Linked DNA regions of Mus musculus: all the other regions are linked to region 4. The links are chromatin loops, found by intact Hi-C in ENCODE. Cell type or tissue: left cerebral cortex. All regions are shown on one strand. Region 1 overlaps Tec (tec protein tyrosine kinase). Region 2 overlaps Txk (TXK tyrosine kinase). Region 3 overlaps Txk (TXK tyrosine kinase). Region 4 holds the start of Nfxl1 (nuclear transcription factor, X-box binding-like 1).

Region 1 (5,000 bases), 200 kb after region 4:
AAGGTTACTCAATGATGAGTCTGCTTCCTCTTTGGAGGGGAGGGGAGGAGACGTGCATCGTGGGCCTTACCAAACGACCAGACGTCTGACTTGCTGCTAAAGCGGCTGTAATTAAACACTTCTGGGGGACACCACTTCACAGGGAACTTGGCGCCAGAAGAACTTGTGTACTGATCATCCAGAACGTACCTAGGATGAGACACACCACGCATGGGTCACACCTTTGCATGTCAGACGTGAGCTTTCGTTTTTCCCCTTACAAAGACAGACCAAGACAGTAACGGCAGTCTAACATGCAACACACACGTTCAGCTCATGGCCTTGCCCAATGACGTCTGTCTAGCTCCTCGGCTTGAGTTAAGAATCTGAAGAGGTGACCCAGTGTGTGGACTTTTATTGTACTGCTGTTTATCTTTCTCTCTTATGAGGTAACAGAGGCAGAATACTATACAACTGTTGCAAACTTATGGGGTAGGGTACGTGTCTTTGTTCTCTGAACAAAATTTTATCCAAAGGCCCTGCATGCAAAATATCTGAAGAAGAGCTGCTTACAGGAAGGGGTAACAAGTAACTAGAGCCGTCCGTGCTCTGAGCCCCACAGTCCCTCAATTTAAAGCTACAGCACACGTAAGCAATGAGAGCACTGCATTAGAAAGATCAGAGGCAAAAGGAGGTTTAAGATGATGGTAATATACCATATTTATATACCAGCACACTGTCCCTACACACACACTCTCAAACCATGCTTTATTCTTTTTCTATCTGAACATTTCCAGATCCATCCAGAAAGACACATGGAAGCTGTAGCATTGACCACTTGTGGGAAGAATCTTTGATGAGTGACAGATGTGAGGACTTCAGCCCCTTCGCTGTATGTGCAGCAGGAATTTATCAGAGGGATTGTTAATGCATTACATATTTATAGGAAGTCAATGCTAAAGCTGCCAGGAGCAAAGATTCAGATGAGCACACCGACTTCCCCTTGAATGGACAAAAATGGTATCTGGTGGACAATGCCACCTTGGGCTGGATCAAATAGTTGTCAGTCAGAGACGTCTGAATGTAGTGCATAAGGAGTAGTTCTAAAAGGACTGGTGGAAAAGTACCAGCTTTCTGCAAGCCAAATATGAAGAATGGCGATAGACAGTGCAGGGTTCCCCTTCAGGTGCTAACTATCTTTACCTAGAGCACATAGAGAGGACTGGGTAATCAGCTTCGAGAATCAGAAACTACTAAAGATAGCATTCAGGCCACCAAAGGCCAGCGTCTTCTTGGGGGTTGGTGTTGGCCCGAAGACCCAACATTGCTCTACTTTCTTGACTGCTCTTAGCTCTGCCTCTGGACCAGCTTCCTTGGCCCTCTTCTGATTCCCTGGGCAGGTCACACTAGTCCCAGACTTAAGGTGGCACCACTATGGTTCTCCTGTGTTGTTCACTCAATGTTCCCATGCAAGAAAAGCCTTTCTGGTCACCAGATCTCCAGCGGCCGTCCCTTCCCCCACTCCCAAGTTAGCTCTTTCACCGAACAGTAGAAGATTTCAGGGAAAGACGAAACAGATAATACAGAGGATTTCAGTATCTGCAGGGCACACCGTCCGTGTGACAGCTCAAGGTTTTTCATCTGCAGTGTGAAAGTGACCACAGATGGTATCAACAGTTAGTCAAGACTGCAAGTTGAAAGTCTCAATAACACTATGTTTTTGGTTTTTTCAATGGACAGAGACTTAGGTTTCAGATAATTCTCAGGTGTCCTGACATGCTTTTAGTCTCTTTTTTAACTGTTTGTAAATAAAAAGTTCCTTTCCGACACATCTGGAGCACAAAAGGCACAGACTGGACTGACAGCCACTGTCTGCTGACCCCACCCTGCTCTGTCACAGTCACTTTCCCCAGGGCTATGTATCTCCTTTCTCCATCGTTTGCACTACATGTGGGCTCAGCCTTCAGTTTACTCACCGATGTGGCTCACAGGGTTAGGCTCCTCACCCAGTAGACACCTGATTTTTAATATATGCATGACTCAAGGGACAGAGGGAAAGGGGAGGACAGACAAAATGCTTCTTAAACGTCTATTCTAACACTAGTAAAAGTAGAAAAACTAAGAGATTAAAAACATTGCGAACAAGGATATACTAAGCACTGAATCACCAAACAAATTGAGAGAGAGATATTATATAGGCTCTACTACCATCTAGTGGAAAGAATTACCAATGCCACAATAGTAATTAGCCTCATTTACCCTTACAACAGTTGAAGAGATTTCCTTATTGCTTTATTGGTGCAAATCATTCCCACATTAAAATTTTAAAGGCAGGATCTCATGTAGCCCAGGCTGGCCTCAAACTTGGTATATAGCCAGGAATGACTTTGAAATCCGGATTCTCCCGCCTCCACCTCTAAGTACTAGATTACAACAAGCATCACTACAACCAGGGCCCGAGGCCTGAGTTTTTATTTCAGTTTGGGGAGGGTTTGCTTGTGGGCAGTTCGTGCATAGAGAGGACAGAGGCAACCTTGGATTGCATGGGCAGGAACGCTGTCTGCCTAGTCTCTTTTCAACGGCTTAGGGTTCATCAATTAATCTGGGTTTTCTAGCCAGAGAGCCTCAGAGATCCACCAGTCTCTGCCTTTCCAGTTCTGGGGTTACAAAGCCTAAGCCACCACTCCTGGATTTTTTCCTGCATTCTGGTCAAACTCAGGCTTGGGAGGGAAGCAATTTATCCTCTGAGCTATTTCCCAAGGCCTTCCCATGCTTATTAATTATTCAAATATAATGTGACCACTTAAAAGCACACAGTACTCAGCCATACCTGGCCATTCCAAAATCAGATACTTTGACAACTCCTGCTTCATTCACTAGACAATTTCTGGCAGCCTGGAAAACAAGATTATGACGTTACATTTATTAAAAGGTCCTGCAAAAAAAGGAACAACAGAAGTTCACTTTCTACTAAATATAATACAGTCCACATCAGAAAGAACTGTACATGTGTTCATATAAACTGTTTACAGCCATACTGAAGGTACCTCCAACAAAAATCTGAAGCAACCTGAAAAAAAGACAGATTAGAAATGTCACAAGGCATTATGGCACTGTCTTTACCAACATCACACTTCATGAGGATCAACGGACATTCCAACCTTCTTCCTGGTCCAGGCCTATTGTATTACTATGTGATTTTCTTACTGATGTTGATAACACTCTTAAGTCTTTAATCTAGATTAAAGATGAATTCTCTCTAGGTAACAGTAGAAACACACAATCATCACAGTGACCAGTAACCTGAGAGTGGTCACCTCAACAGACAGAAGAATGGCCAAGTATAGACACAGGACCTGCTTTATCGTGTATGAGGTTGCTAATATATTAAGACATAATATACTCAGCTGGTAAAACACACACATATGTTATTTGGGGTTTGGTGTATTCTTGAATCCATCAAGAATTACATGAACCAATATAATAATTTGGTAGAATGACAGAGGGCTTCTCAGAAGCAAAATAATGGTGTTTTTAACACCTCAACTGATGGGGCAAGGTTTCTCCCTCACTCGTCGGATGCTTGTTTTTCCTGTGTGATAATTCCCCAGAGCTCCTTTCCTCTGAGCACATTTAAGAGTCTCTCTCAAGTGACAGTTAATGCCCACCTCTTGAATTATCTGCACCTTCCCGGGAGGACAGCCATGGTACTGTCACTTGCAAGCCCATGAAACACTTTACTCAGGGGAAAGGCACATTCGACACTTCCTTTTGTGAGGGCAAAAGTTACGTTTTACGTCTTAAACTGCTGTGCCTAAAAGATCTGTAAAATAAACTTTTCTTTAATCTGTAAGTTTCACTTGTTTCCAGGACAGAAACTTCCTGGAATGCTGAAGACTGTGGCCCGCCTACGACCACAAGCCATGTGTTCTCACTTCTGTAAACAAGGGTGGTTACCCCAGGTGCACAGGATGTGCTTGGTCACATGTAAGCAGAAGGTGTGTAACTGTAGCTGGGAAGTACACTAGGATATATGCTTGTCCCTGATCAGACAAAGTCAAAAGTCTATAGCCTAATAGGTTTGCCTTAATAAGCACTGGGCTTATGTAATTAGCAGGCATTCTCTGGGAATCCCGGGAATGAACTTGGCTAGTATTTACCATGTTGGTCAGAATTTAATAAAGCTTGCTTCAAATTTGGCTCAAAGGTTGTGTTAGTAATCTTATTCTCGCCTGGCAGGATTAATACTTTAAAGGGTGTTAAAACCTTCCAGGGATTTATATCAATATCACTGGCCAAAAAAAATTCAAAACTCACTTTCAAGAAAATAAATTCTGTACAGACAAGTGCAAGTCATGAAAGTATTCCGTCTGCATCCATTCTCCAAGAACAAAACTAGAACGATGCTTAATTCATGAGTTTCTACATGACAATTAGCTGTTGTCATAGCGACACACAATCATCAAAGCTAATGTTATATGTCACATCTAGTTTACAAAGCCCGTTGCCTCTATTAAATGGTATGAACTTTAACAAGATGTGAGCCAAACAATGAAGTGCACATTGCACATCCAATTTTCAGAATGGACTAGGACTAGCCCCACAACACACCGAGGAGATCAAGTCAACCTTGCCAAATCCTCAATTTGTTACTATGCTTTAAATCTAAAGATGACATCGGAGTTACAGTCCTGACTCTAAAGGTAAGTTCTGGGTCCAAACTCCTCCATCTCCCCAGCACCTGATGATATTTTATCCAGTTCTACTCACTTCCTTTGCAGATAGGAATAATATCCACTTCCTTATCAAAGGAGCTTACAGTACAAAAGTAAGGCCTATGTCAGGTGAGGTTAAAACAAAGCACCCTGCTGCTCCTGCTCCAAGGAAACAGATCCACGCTCTATCACAAGGCAGCTAAGGCTAAAGGAGGGTGGACACAATGCGAATCCTGTTGGTTTGGTAGACTAATCAAGGTAGATGGTTACTTGTTACAGTCACAGTGTTGCTTGCTACAGTCACAG
Region 2 (5,000 bases), 150 kb after region 4:
AACCCTCATATGTGGTTCAGTTGAACAAATAGGACCAACACTTCACACAGGCAGAGAAGCGTGTGAATAGAAATGTGTGTTCCTGTGATGTTACTTTCTCTACACACGGATCAGTCCCTGGTTAGACATTCCACAAATCACTATAGGACCACTGGTAGATGGATTTAATTCTTTTCAAGTTTTTTTAGCCTTCTTGCAAAGTTCCTCAGCTCCCGTGTCTTCCCTTGAAAGAGCATCCTGAGACACGGGAGCTCAGGACATCTCCTGATATCCTTTTCCAACTCTTCTCTTCCGTCGCTAACAGAATCAAGTTTCATGGTTCTCAATATCATCTCTGGGGAACCATTCTCAAATTCGTGCCCTCTACCCTGACCTCTCTCCAACTCTAGCCTTACACATTTACCTGACTACTTTGTCATCTTTAATTCTTCTAATAGGCTTCTCCAATTCAACACCACCACACGCACGCACGCACGCACGCAGGAATCCACCCACGCACCTGGCTCTCCCTGCACAACTTTTAGCCTGCTAGAGGAAGTCCTCTTCCTAGCAATTACTAACTGTTCCTGTAACCCTGTGGAGGGGCTCGTGACTCTTACAAATTCCTGGACTCCTGAATCATGTTAAGTTGTATTAGCTTCACAAGTCTTATGAGCCTCGGGGAACATTCCGGTCCCAAGAAAATAGCTTTACTAGCTACAAATGTAAATATATCTACCAGTTGTCCTGCAGTGAGTTATGACACGTCTCTAATACGTGTGTAGAGAAAGTACCATGACAGGAAGCAGGAACACACATTTCTACCCACACGCGTCTCTGCCTGTGAGAAGTTTTTCTCCTGTTCACTCAACTCTTCACCCTCAGAAAGTCTGATCCCTGAGTTCCCAGCCAAGGTTGTCTCATTCAAGAAGCCCCTTATCTAACATTTACTCAGCACCTACCACTAAGCTAAGCATAATATACTTTCCTTGTCTTTCTCATTGACCATTTCATTAACTCACACAGCGATCCAATGTCAGAAGTACCCGTTGTTTCCAATTGTATAGGTGAGGACTCTATAGACTTGAGGATGACATAGTTCATGCATGTCACACAGAGGTTAAGTAATTTGCCAGGGTTACACAATGTCTTGGGCAGAGTCGTGAGCCAGGTGCAGGTGTGTCTGATTCTAAAGTCCAGGTTCTGTCTGAGACTCTGAGGGGCGGGGCCGTGAGTACGTGGGGCAGGACCTTGCACTTACATCATCACCTTGGCTTCCTCAATGAAGTCTTCTTCAGACATGGAACCTTCATTGATGGCCTTGATGGCGACCGGGATATGTGCTCTCCATTCTCCTAAGTGGACAACCCCAAACTGACCACTTCCGATCTCCTTGACAAAAGCCAACTCTGATGGATCTATCTCCCACTTTTCTAGAAAGGCAAAGGACTCGTGTTAAAAAGTGAAGGAAGGATGGTTAAAGGACAGAAAGGGAGAGCGAAAGATTTCAGAATTATCCAGTCCTATCTCCTTGTTTTACATAGATGTTAAAGGTATACAGGTAAGGATCTGTAACAATATATAATCCAAGATGTCAAGGGTTAAAAGAATTGCCTGCTTGGAGACAAGAATATATAGCACTGAGACTATCAAAACATAATATTACACATATCCATGTACTTTTCTAAACAAAACTAGTGGTGGGACCTAAAGCATGGATGTCCCCAGCCTGGATTTGTTATAGTGCTAAGGGTGGGGCATTTTCTTTTCCGGAGGTACTTCCTCTTGTTGTTTCAGTTTCTCCTACTGTTCTCATTCCACTGCTAAAACACCCTTCCTGCCTTGCGTAGCCTCTCCTTAGGGATGGGTCTAATATATGTAATTGTATACATGTCCATTACCAGGCTGTTAACCAACATATATCTAAACATGTGTTTAAGGTGAAATTTGTGTTGTTGTATATTTCTCATTTCTCATAAGCAAGCCAGGAAGGGGGAGAAAAAGAACTGTTTATAAAATAATACCCTTGAAACTATGCAAGCTTAACTTTTTTAGCACCTAACTTTCCCTACAGCAACACCGCCACCTGCTGGAACTTTAGGACAATGCACTTAGCAGGATTATTAATGATGATAAGTAGTCCCCAACTCAGCAGGGAAATGCTGTTGTAAAGGTGACAGGAGAAACGGATTTATGACCTTGACAGTGGCACAGAATTTCTTGATAGAATATTATCACAGGAAAATATTAATAAACTACAACTCATAATTTTGTCTGCTTATCTGGAGAGTTGACCCTGTGGTTGAGAGTGCTTGCTGCTCCTGCAGAAGACCAGGGTTCAATCTCCAGCATCCACAAGCTGGCTCAAAACCATTCTGAGCTCCATCTCAAGGAAACCCAACTCTGTCCCTCTTCTGGCTTCAGCAGGCCTCATAAAACAGAATATCTAAATGACTGCTATACCTATTAAACCGTGGCCAAAATAACTAATCGTGAGGGATCAAAATTAAACCATAAACCAATACCGTCAAACACTTAACAAAATGGCTAAAGGGAATTTTTACCAAGGGTGAAACTATAGGCCTGGTATTCCTATACATTGCTGATAGGAGTGGAATTTGGTATAGATTCTTTGGAAAATTGATTCTGCCTAGGAAATCTCAAACATTGTGACTAGCCTTTGATGAGACAAAACTACTCTAAACTATACTTACAGCAGGGCCTAACTGAACATTTATCATCTAAACATAAACGAGAGCTTTCATAACTATAGTACTTGTAAGAGCTAAGCCTGAGGGACAACCCTAATAGCTGTGTAAAGGAGGTAGCAACCCTGACAGTGTAGCCCTCCGTCCCAGGGAAAATGAGCTGGCCACACCCAACACAGTAGACGAAATTCAAAGTGGTGAGAACAGGAAGAGGCCAGACAGAGTGTGTAGTTTCTCATTCGATTACCTAAAGTGCTCAAAACTTGGCAAAACAAAACAAAAAAACAACAAAAACAAAACAAACAAAAAAACCCACTATGCAATAGGTGTGGCTTATGCCATATTTTGTTCAAAAAAGTTGATCTTTTCCTGAAAAAGTAAAGAGCATAATTGCCAACTGCCTTGCTAATTACATAAGATCTTACATATAGGAATGATAGATGTACCCATAGCACCCTGAAGTCCTCCTTCCAACATTCTTAAACTAAGACCCTGAATCATAGTCATTTTTATGCAATATAATTCTCACTGTTCCTTGTTTCTTTCCCAATATAATCTGAGTCCTGCTAATGAGAGGAATTCAAGGGAACAGCATTTTCTACAAGTCAGAAAACAATATTTCCCTGGTTGACATTTAGTCTCACAGACGTGTAAATGTCACACCTGCTAGAAAGTGATTTGAATCTGAGGGTAGCGATTCTGTGTGAACAAAAGTGAAGCGGAGCCGTTAAACTCAACAGCTCTTTTCTCATGGAAAGCAGTCATTTCCCAGCAAACCTTGTAATCAGAAAACAACAGCCTCAACATCCAGAGAATAGTAGTTATTTATCAAAATGGGAGGATGACAGGTCCTCATAAGGCACGGTGAAATGCTAAGCTAAACCAGAACATTGCTACTGACTTCACGTTGCCCTGGGAGATGGGTTATTTCAACATCTCCAGCAAGAGATTTACATTTTTAAAGGAAACATATGCAGATAGACATTTCAAACGAACTGAGAATTTAAGGAATCTTCAGGGTGGTTCCTGGATGGATGGATGGATGGATGGATGGATGGATGGATTCCCTCAGCACATGTGTGTACTTTACCATAGCTAAAACCAGATGTGGCTGGTAAACAGCTGCCCAGGAGCCCAATGGGATAGCGGAGACGAGATATGAGACCTAAGGAGAAAGAAAAATGAGCATATCAAAGCTAGTTATTAGTTACAGTAGGAAGAAGTAGGTATACTGGAAGGTAGCACTTGCCTTTAAATAATTAGGTATAACAATTTGGTGGGTCATTATAATTCTCTAATCTCCACCTAAAAACACCTTCCTGATAGATACTCACTGTACACAAAGTTCACACAAAGTTCTCTCACAACATTTCAGTGTGCACCGATGAATTATTATCACTTTGGCCAAAAAAAAAAAAAACTTGGCAAAGCTTTCTTTGAATATTTTGGAAGCATGTATGTAGTACATACATACATTGTACACAAATTATAAATGTTTTAATATAACTTTTTCCTATCAAGCATGTAGTTTATACATACAGAGGACTATAAATAGACCCCAAAATATTTCTGAGATTTTGCTGTTATAAAATATACTATATTTTCTTGAACATATGTTTGTATTAGTCTCCCAAAGTTTCCTCTTACAAAATGGGATACTTGATCAAATTATTTGCAAAAGCGTTAACCATCAAATTGAACACCCTTTGAAAATAGATTTTTGTGGGATTCTTTTGTTCTGTTTTGGTTTTGTTCTGTTTTGTTTGACAGTATCATAGTCGAATGAATAAGACTTCATATGATTGGGTCAACATGAAAAGAATTCTAGACAACCAATTTAAATTTGTCAATAAACATCCATTATTTATTTCCTCGGTCGCTACTAACTGAAAGTCTGTTCGCATCATGCTCTATGTTGATGTTAGGAGACAGCGGTGAAGGAGATGCTGACGGCCTCTGCTCTCAGGGGCCCTACTTTCTAGGGGAGTGGGAAATAAACCAGTGTGTGCACGCACAAGAAAACGTCAACGATGGTAAGCCAGACAAAGTGGATAAATGTAGTTATCAGAGAATGAGTGATCTAGGAAGGCCTTTCAGACAAGATTATCATAGGTATGAAGACAGTGACTGACAAGGAGTCACCCACAAAAACCAGTTGGGAAAGCCCAGGCAGGTGAATAGTGTGCAAAGACTGGGAGGCAGAGACAAGTCTAGCCAGTGGGAGGCGGAGACAAGTCTAGCCAGTGGGGAAACAGAAGGGATTAGGACCTAATGCACAGGATTCTCTTCTAGGTGAATCCCAAAGGCCTCAGC
Region 3 (5,000 bases), 140 kb after region 4:
TGAGGTCCCCAATTCCACATCAGTACTGGCTTACTATGCTGGTCCCCTCTAGCAGGAAGGGTTTCACATAGAAAGCAAAAGGCACATCTCCCAGTCTCCTCCAGGAACCCTGTAGATCCTGGAGCACACAGTCAACCAAACCTTTGACCTCGGAAGCAGAGATGAGAGCACCTTTCCCTGTGTTACTGTGCAGTGTGCTTTGGCTCTGTCTGCCTGGGGAAAGACATGGCTCTGTTGGCATCTTTGGAACCTGCAGGAGTTAGAGCTACTCATTGCATGGAATGGGGGGGAGGGGGGGAGCGAAAGACAATGAGTGCATCCTGAGCCTTGATAAGGACCCAGGAGTAAATCACAGGGCCTTTCAGCAGGAAGGGTCAGGCTCAACAGGTGGAGTCTCTGCCATGTTTATCAAGGATAACGCAATCTTTTTTATTTAAATAGTTCACATTATTCCAATTATCTCACAATCAAAAACAGCCAGTTTAACGAAGCCATTCAAACAAATATATATCAAGTCCCAAACTATACACATCTCTGTATTTCTATATAGTTAGATTGGCCATCCTCGAGCCTCCGGGCTTGACTTAGGCTATTAGACTTCCATAATTAATTAAATTTTATTCACTTACACTCTACAAAAAAAAATAGCTATGGCAGAGTTGGAACTAGAAAAAAAAGGAGCTTTGTATCAATGTGCGTGCGTGCGTGCGTCTGTGCATTGTTTGAGTAAATTTTCTGACTGCAATTTGGACTGTTTCCTTGTTCCTTCTGTGATCTTCCTATTCACCCTTCTTCCTCTCTAGCTCATAAATAATATGTAAGATCACGCTGTTCTGTGCACATGTGCCTGCTTATTAATACTCCTGGACTTGGGACACAGTCATCTCCTAATAAACCCATTCTAACTTTAAAATGTCATGAGCTAAAGATGCATTGTATGCAAATACTCTACCAGAAACCACAGCTTAGCAACGTCTGCAGTAATCGTGTGTTTAATCTTGTGACCTGCAGCAGCCTGGAAGATGGCCTCCTTCCCAGCATCCCAGGGGAGGCTCCTACTTAATACTATTCTCCCAGGAAAAGATCAATGCTTGATGCTCCAAACATGGCATTATAAAGTTGGAAAATTCTAAGTCAAATCACTGCAGCCACCATCTGCATGGCCTAAGCTATTTACATTGTGATGGGAAAGGCATTCCCCCTGTTGCCACTGACAGCTTACGTGACAGTCCTCAGGTCTTTCGTGATTCCTTGTGGAACAGCTAATCATGACTATCTGCATACACTGGGATCATCCTAAATAAAACACTTCTCTGGAATATGAACAATCCCGTTACTCTTGAAATACTGGTTTTTGCAGTGTCTGTGGATTGGGAATCAAACGATGCATGTGAGTTAGTTTGTGTTTCAGGCAGCAGGAGACCACCACCACCACCACCACCAAGCTGTGATGTTTCTGGGCTAAGCCTGCTAACTACCAAGGAGAGCTCTCAACATCACAGTCTGATGAGAGCAGAAGGGCTGTTGAATAGATGCCCAGAAAAGGAGAGGGGAGGGGAGACAGAAACCGACCCCTCTGGCTTCATTCTAAATCTTGTCATTTCAACAAAAAGAGCAACTCCTTAAGTGATGGTTTCCCAAGTGGTGGCTCCCAGCACAGTCTGCCTTTGGTTTCTATTCTGGTTTAATCTCTCTATCAGGAGGAGTCTTACATGCCAGGGAGAGATGAAACCCATTACTTTTAGGCTTGAAAGTGGCAGTGAACAGAAGCAAAGTGCAGTAAATAAAACAGCAACCTCCATATTCTGGGGGGAAGTTCAGCAAACCAGATTCTGTCCTTAATTCTGTCACCCAGTTCTTCAAGATAATGGATCATCTAATCAAGAGGCTTTAGAAACATCCAGTCTCTGCAAGAACCAATCTCCTGCAGACAAGGCTTGGAAACGAGACAAGGCTCAGGGTGAGGGGGCGTCATAAGAGAAGTGGTGCGCTGACTCTCAGGGCATACCAGCAAACAGGCAATTTTGGTTGCCATGGTACAGTCTCAGTAATAAGGGACACCTACCTCATGCCAGCAACTGTACATCACTCTGTATATGGTCATGGGGGCCAGGTGAGGACGATACAGCCGGAAACCTTGAGAAATGGCTTCCACCACTTGCAAATTTGACTTATTTTCAAAAGGCATTTTTCCTTCTGTAAAAACTTCCCACATTAAAACTCCTGCAAAGAAAGCATGCAAACACAAGAGTCACTTGGAACCAAGACAAGGGATTCATTCAAATTGCAAGGCCTTAATCTCCTCCACCCTCAGAAGCCAAGGACATCTCCTCCTCCCACCCTCCCTCAGAAACCAAGGTGCGAGGATCCCCAGACGAGGTTGCTAATCCCATAAGCCTTGAAAGTATAAAGGGAAGGGTGTGGGCTGTGTTTCCTAATCTAGTTGTTAAGTTCAAATTGTCAAGCTGAAAAACAGTTGAGCTTCTGCTTAACTAAACAAGGGAGCTTATTAAACACTCTGGAAACTCAGTGGTGGCACAGAGCCTTTCTGCGGGATGGGAGTTTTGGCTGTATTTGCCTTTTATGTTGCCAGACGTCTTGTTACAGCTTCATGGCAAGAGCTTGCTGGGGAAGGAAAAGACCAAGAGAGCAGAGCTGTGTGGGGAGGTGTCTGACCCCAGACACCAAAGCAGTTACAAGAAGAGTTACAAAGAATGCTACACTCCTCCTTTGGGGGCCCTGTGTTCCATCCAATAGCTGACTGTGAGCATTCACTTCTGTGTTTGCTAGGCCCCAGCACAGTCTCACAGAGACAGCTATATCAGGGTTCTTTCAGCAAAATCTTGCTGGTGTATGCAATGGTGTCAGCATTTGGAGGCTAATTATAGGATGGACCCCCGGGTATGGCAGTCTCTAGATGGTCTATCCTTTCGTCTCAGCTCCAAACTTTGTCTCTGTAACTCCTTCCATGGGTGTTTTGTTCCCAATTCTAAGAAAGGGGTCTGCAACCCTATAGGTGGAACAACAATATGAACTAACCAGTACCCCCAGAGCTCGTGTCTCTAGCTGCATATGTAGCAGAAGATGGCCTAGTCGGCCATCATTGGGAAGAGAGGCCCCTTGGTCTTGCAAACTTTATATGTCCCAGTACAGGGGAATGCCAGGGCCAGGAAGTGGGAGTGGGGGCGGGGGGAGTCTGGGGGACTTTTGGGATGGCATTTGAAATGTAAATGAAGAAAATACCTAATTTAAAAAGAAAAAAAAAGGAAAAAAAAAAAAAAGAATGCTACATCATGGCAAGGCGGTGGTGGCACACGCCTTTAATCAGCACTCCGGAGGCAGGCAGAGGCAGGCAGATTTCTGAATTCAAGGCCAGCTTGGTCTACAAAGTGAGTTCCAGGACAGCCAGGGCTATACAGAGAAACCCTGTCTTGAAACAAACAAAAACAAAAAAACAAAACAAAACAAAACAAACAAACAAAAAAGAATGCTACATCATATCAAAAAACAAACAAGCGAGAGAAGAAAAGAGAAGGCTGCCTTTGTAGCAAACCTAGCGACAGCAAATGCATGCACTCACCGAACGACCAGACATCAGACTTGCTACTGTATTTGTTGAAATGAAAGACTTCAGGTGGGCACCACTTGACTGGGAACTTAGCTCCAGAAGAACTGATATATTCATCGTCCAAAACATACCTGCCACCAGGGGATTCGAGCACACTGTGTTAATGGCCTCCGAGGCCTACCTGCTTCAAACACCTCTGACAGCTCGGATCTGCTAAAACAGCCTTTCCCCTGGAAAGGGCTTGTGCCTCTTGTTTTCTTGATGGCAGACAGGGAAATAGTTCTTTATTTGTTTTCTCCTCTAGAACCAGGTCTCCTTGGATTTCACCGGCTCTCTGAAAACTACAGTTCTACAGTCCCAACACTGGGGAAGTACTTATGTTCTTTAGAGTCCGAACTTAATTCTGCAAAGAAACAGCCCTGTGTTCTAACAGTAAAGGTAACAACAAGGTAGTAAATAAATGATAAGTGAAAAGCCGTACACGTCATAAAACATGGATCCAAATTGGTGCCACATTTTCTCTCACTTACTTATATTTTGTGTGGCACAAAAAAAGGGGGGATAAGTGTGTTCTTATAGAACTTCTGATATGAAAAATATCCAGTATATTATAATGTATGTATATTTTATATAGATTAGAAATAACTTTTCTTAAGACTCATATGCAGGAATATGAAATGCATGGGGAAAGAGACAGCTGGCTTTGGGCTCTTGCATATACAATAATGGTTCTTTTTTACTTATTTATTTATTTATTTATTTATTATTATATCTAAGTACACTGTAACTGTCTTCAGACACACCAGAAGAGGGCATCAGATCCCATTATAGATGGTTGTGAGCCACCATGTGGTTGCTGGGATTTGAACTTCAGACCTTTGGAAAAGCAGTCGTAACCACTGAGCCATCTTTCCAGCCTTATAATGATGTTTTTTAGCTATTTATTATTGCTGTCTTCATGTTCCCACTTTCCCCCACATATTCTATCACCTTTCGCCTTTAGCCCCTCTTCGGTAAAGACTACCTAAGGTTGGAGAGATGGCTCAGTGTTTAAGAACTCTGGCTGCTCTACCAGAGGGCCCAGGGTCTGTTGCCAGCACCCACAGAGTGGCTCACGGCCTTCTGTAACTTCAGTTCCAGGTAATAAGATGCCCTCTTCTGGCCTCTGTAGGTACTGCATGCACGTGGTACACAGACATACATTCAGGTGAAACCCCTCCATACAGAAAATAAAAATAAAGTCGGAAGAGAAAAATGTTTTAAAGGTACTGGTGAATGCCTTTAAATTCAGCACTTGAGAGGCAGAAACAGGATGGTATCTGTGAGTTCTTGGCCAGTCTGGTCTACATAGAGAGTTCCAGGACAGCCAGGGCTACATAAAGAGACCCTGTTTCAAAAGAGAAGACTGTGTAAGAGGAAACAGAGGAGGGCT
Region 4 (5,000 bases):
TATACAAAGATTAGGATTAACAACATGTAATTTAAATACCAAAATGTCCTCAGCTTTACAAGATGACCACACTAAAAATGATCCTATAGTACTTTAAATTATAAACAATATCAGAAATATCCTACTTATAGTGCAAATGTCCAAATCAGTAAGATAATACCTGTGTGAGTAGTGTATGTTGTGAATGTATTAGCAACAATTTTCCCCTGTTTTCCTTCCAAGTCTTCATCCCCTTCTTCTTCAGAGGAAGAGCTGCAGTGCTCCTCCAACAGCTTTCTGGCTGCAGCTTGATTGGACTTCTTGATCTCCTCAAATTTCTTCTGAGACATTAGTTCTGCTTGACAAACAAAAAGAGTTTCATTTCTGCAAATCCGTGTCCTCGCAAACCATGCTGTAGAATGACACCTCTTTTTTTTTTTTTTCCGGATCAGTAAGATTCCAGTTTATTTGACTACTATATCAATTTTAAGCACACATTTGAAAGTCACCCTTAGAACATCATATCTTCTTACAAATTGTGAGGGGGGAAAAAAATCTAATTCCTTACTACAGAACCAAAGAAAACAACACAATAAACACTAACTTTAGAAGTAGCCTACCCAAAAGAATCAAGTGCTATAGATGCAAAGACTAACAAACTAATGACATGTTCTAAAATACAGTCATGGTACTCAACACTTCACGAACAGCCTCTAAATAAAAACACCAATAAAAAAATTAATGGGAATGAGATGTTAAACAAGCCAGGCATGGGCACATGCCTCTAACCCCAGCAATCTGTAGGCAGAGGAAGGTAGATCTCTTAGGGCAACATGGTCTACACAGAGAGTTCCAGGACAGCTAAAGCTACATAATAAACTCAAAAAAAAAAAAAAAAAATTATACAAACCAGGTATGGCAACAACACACATATTTTTTTCCTAGCACTTAAGAGACATAAGTAGGTGAATCTCTGAGTTCAAGGCCAGCCAGGGTTAGCTATGTAGTAAGATAGTCTTACAATGTCTCAAAAATAAATAAATAATAAAAATCATTAAAATACATTATACAGTCTGACTTAGGAGATGGGGACTATACTCAGTGGAAGCACGCCAGGGTGACAGGAGGTAGTGCTTCTTCAAACCAGTCTCAGGAACCCAGTCCAGCCCCCAAAACCTTTACAATGATAATATCCACGGTTTCTCTACTGCGTTTATTAGCTGCTTCGTAGGAGGCTCAAAGCTTTCCAGCCTTCAAAGTGAAATTGATATTTTTGTGGTCACACAAGATGTTAATACAAAAAAACATGCTTCTAACAATTTCACTCCCCCCTCCAAAAAAAGTAAAGTGGGATTGAATTGTTCTACTATTATCCAGAAAAGAGATGCTAAATAACACTTGTTCCCAAGGAGACTTCCAGCTTCTGAGAGTAAGAATCCTGGCGCTTGTATGTACTCCAGCTAACAAGTGCAGTAGACAGCAATGGTGTTTTAGGAAAAGACTCACAAGCTTGCTCAATTGTATGCACTGGTGCTCGTGTTTAGAGAATTTTAAAGTTTACTATTCTAAATCACTAACTAAAACATACTTCATTCGTCAGACACCACCAAAATGAATCTCATTTTAGTTGATGTATCTGTACTTAAGGATATTGTACCCTTTCTTTCCCTCAGGAAATGTTTTCCTTTTCTTATTGCAGCTAATTTGAGTGGTGACTATCAACCAAAACAGACTGTTTTGGGTAAAAACGGAAGATAATGTATATGAGGCTTTCTTTAGAAATCTTTGAGAACACAGAAAAAGAAGAGCAGTAACTGCTGTGAGACATCTCAAAATTACAAGGAGGTCATTAATCTCTGGGAATGAGCCGGGGGGGGGGGGTTGTTAAAAAAAGCTGAATTGGGAAGAGATGACACTTGGTACATGTATGTACCTAGTACCATTTGGAAGAATGTCACCACACAAAGTGACCAGGTAATTGTCTTAACTTATTCCTTCCTCACAAATGTCAACTACTATATACTTTATACTATACACTATACACTATATACTATATACTATATACTATATACTATATACTATATACTATATACTATATACTATGTAGAGAATGCTTGCTTTCCTACTATCCACAAAACCCAAGCCAGCTTACCAACTTGTTCATAGGTCTCTAAATAGCACACTGCACCTCTATGATTAACTGACCAATTGCCAGCAAAATCAACGCAAACTAACTTTCAAGTTACCCTGGGAAACCCCACGCAGAGACTCAATTTTGCTCCTAGCAGGAAGGGAGAACTGATGCAATTCTACTATAATTTCAGAAATAAAAATTTTAAACCTCTTCTGAAAAAATACCTTCCAAACACAAAACACTTTCAGGGACCACTCTCTTTTATCTGGAGTGTTATGTATAAACACTCTCAACGTCGCCCTAAAAGATCTTGGACCAAGGCTATTGGCAAATCCATCGTGGCAACACCTGATACATCATGGAAAGACATGGAATTTCTGCACTGGGATCAGTTAAAAACAACAACCAAAACGCTTACAGGGTCCAAAAAGTCAGGTAGCCTGGGAAAGATGGCTATCAACAACTGGTCTTGAAAGTCGAGTTGATTAATGAAGAATGGAGTTCCCAATCTGTTCGTAAATGGAATTCTGAGACCTTAGCCTAGCTTGCTGTTACCATACACACAGATGCGAAAGCACAAGGTCCTATTTTACGACAGATGTTAAACATCTTAGATTATAAAAGAAAACAAACTCTGGCGATCCATTTACTGAGTTAACCAAATCAGCTGCACACAATTGAAGAAAGTGACTAACAAAGGCAATTATCAATTAAAATGAGGATGCAAGCGATGAGATGAAAATCTGCCTGAATGGAGACGGTTCCCTGAGACTAAACTCCGGGAGCTGTTAAAAAGTGAATGAGAGACTTGGAGGGCCCTGGCAGCCAGCGATAAGTAGGGAAGTGACTTGGGGAGTTTGGTGGGGCGGGAGACCCGAGCCATCCTCACCTGAGCCATCCTCACCCCGGGCCCCCGGGGGCTGCGGGGCTTCGCCTCCAGCTGAGCGCTGCCCGCGACCCGCAGGGGCCAGAGCTGCTGCTCCCCCGGGGCCGGGGCCCGAAGACACCGCGCCCCCAGACCCTTTGGCTCGCCCTCCTCCAGCGCCACCAAAAGGGACTCCATTTCCTGAGAGGGGCACTGCGGTGGCCCGTCCTCGGGCTCGGCCTCGGCCAGCGGCCACCTGGCGCCAGGGAGCGTCCATCCCTGCAGCGGAGAGATAAAGGAGAAGGAGCGTGAACGGGCGTCCGAGGATGGAGGCGGCTGCCGAGGGACCGCAGGGTCAGGCTGGGTGCGGACGGACCCCGCGACACGGAGACCCGGGTCTGAGGAGGTTGCGGCCCTGTGTCTCCCGAGGGCGAGTCCCGCCAAGCCCAGGCTCGAGCGACGGGCGAGGAGGGAAAAGACGGAGGGCAGAAAAGAAGCACGGAGCCACGAGGAGCCCACCCGGGACAGGAAAAACCCAGCCACGGGAAATTCTCCTCAGCCTCAGGAGAAGTGCGGTAGGCACAGAAACGCGAACTGACCGTGCGGCCGCGGCCGCGGCCGGGAACCAACTGCTGAAGTGGACCGCACCGAAAAGCTACGTCTCCTTACCGACGGCGCCCACCGCCAGGGACTACAACTCCCAGAAGCCTCCGCCCGCGGACCGCAGAATGCGTGGCAGCGAGGCAGCTTTTTTTTTTTTTTTTTTTTTTCCCGGAAGAGACGAAGGAATGCTCAGTGCGCATGCGCGGTCGTTCGCGGCCTTTGGGGAACTACATTTCCCAGAGTGTTCCGAGGCTCATGAAAAGTAGACGCCTCCGTTGGTGGGCGTGCCGGGAGCATGCTGCTACTGGCGGCTGCTCCCAGGAAATACGCGAGGTTTCAGGATTCAGAGAGGGCAAAATTCACAAACAGTTGTTCTCGCCATAGTCTTGCTGCTTGCAGGTAGCAGGCAGGTCCTCGTCCAGGAAGTACTTAGAAAACAGAAGACGCCATGGGGAGCAGGATCAGAAGAGCCACGGGAGCATTGTAGGAAAAAATGGTTTGAGTGGAGAAAGCTTTCAGAACTCACAATGAAATCTAGCCCCTAGTATTAACCACCTTTTATACTTTAAAACAAGCTTTCCCTTAGAGACTGCTTCTTTTCCTTTCAAGGCTGCTCCCTCCAGTAGATTCATTAAGGAAAATAACTGAAAGCCAGCAGCTAATCTTTACGTATAGATTGCAGAAATTCATTTAGTGGTCTCTTGGAAAATGAGCTGAATTTTTGTTGATATTTGAAGTTATACAATCCTTAAATTACCCTTCAGCTTAGTTAATTTCCCAACATTTACCACAAATATATTTAGATGCCATTCAATGTGTCCAGGAGTGTACAAAATATTTACATATATATGTGTGTGTGTCTGTGTGTGTGTGTGTGTTTGCACATATACAAAGTTTTACACTTATAATTTATTGAGATGAGTTTTTTTAATATTATCTAGGCTGTTCTTGAACTCATGATTCTCTCACCACAGCCTTAGAAGTTGTTGGGGCTCCAGGCCTTCATCATCATGTCCATTGTGTCAATATTTTTTTTTATTCAAAATAACCTTATTTATCATTCCAATTTTACCACTGGGAAAACTAAAGCATAGAGAGGTAATTGTGCTGAAACTAAGCTTTAATTCTATCATGTTTTTAATTTCTTGTACATAGGTATTACATCATGGCCTATAATTCATCCAAAACCAGTAAATGTCGAGGGAATATTGAGGTGGCTGATGATAAGGAGACCCTCATAGAACCTTGGTGTGTAGCACAGATCTGCGTTAGCACATTGTCCAAATCTCCATACTAAACCTTCCTGAGAACACATTCCCTCCAGTCCTCCAAACATTAGTTATAAACTATTCTAATATTTATCGAGAGCTTCAAACAAGCATTCCTTCCTTTTCTTTTACATACCTGTTTAATAACATG

What was found. Hi-C counts contacts between places; a loop is a spot of excess contacts. Peaks named below come from ENCODE experiments on the same cell type or tissue, not always from the same donor. Only the 100,000 strongest peaks of a DNase experiment are listed, where the experiment ranks them.
Region 1: a loop joins it to region 4, with 6 times the contacts of the local background. A loop is called at or near these places in 4 of 42 quality-filtered maps.
Region 2: a loop joins it to region 4, with 2.2 times the contacts of the local background. A loop is called at or near these places in 3 of 42 quality-filtered maps.
Region 3: it touches region 4 in a loop (6-fold over the local background); 2 of 42 quality-filtered maps call a loop at or near these places.

The regions. Positions count from the first base shown.
Region 1 is chr5:72,757,534-72,762,533 of GRCm38, forward strand. Tec (tec protein tyrosine kinase) reads right to left here. Exons shown (of 19, transcript NM_001113460.2): 16 at 2,810-2,874; 17 at 71-189. Among named protein-coding and RNA genes, the nearest start is that of Txk, 7.3 kb to the left of the region's middle. In left cerebral cortex, a CTCF peak has its summit at 2,207 (motif pointing left); no DNase peak of the experiment used is centred here.
Region 2 is chr5:72,709,005-72,714,004 of GRCm38, forward strand. Txk (TXK tyrosine kinase) reads right to left here. Exons shown (of 15, transcript NM_001122754.2): 9 at 3,778-3,852; 10 at 1,241-1,412. Among named protein-coding and RNA genes, the nearest start is that of Txk, 41 kb to the right of the region's middle. In left cerebral cortex, a CTCF peak has its summit at 2,071 (motif pointing left); a DNase peak (open chromatin) is centred at 2,070.
Region 3 is chr5:72,697,029-72,702,028 of GRCm38, forward strand. Txk (TXK tyrosine kinase) reads right to left here. Exons shown (of 15, transcript NM_001122754.2): 13 at 3,581-3,699; 14 at 2,066-2,223. Among named protein-coding and RNA genes, the nearest start is that of Nipal1, 52 kb to the left of the region's middle. In left cerebral cortex, a CTCF peak has its summit at 4,719 (motif pointing left); DNase peaks (open chromatin) are centred at 1,973 and 2,383.
Region 4 is chr5:72,556,012-72,561,011 of GRCm38, forward strand. Nfxl1 (nuclear transcription factor, X-box binding-like 1) reads right to left here and starts at 3,634. Exons shown (of 23, transcript NM_133921.3): 1 at 3,578-3,634; 2 at 3,003-3,257; 3 at 161-334. The coding sequence starts at 3,255. In left cerebral cortex, no CTCF peak of the experiment used is centred here; DNase peaks (open chromatin) are centred at 2,936 and 3,785; H3K4me3 peaks cover 2,073 bases; H3K27ac peaks cover 473 bases.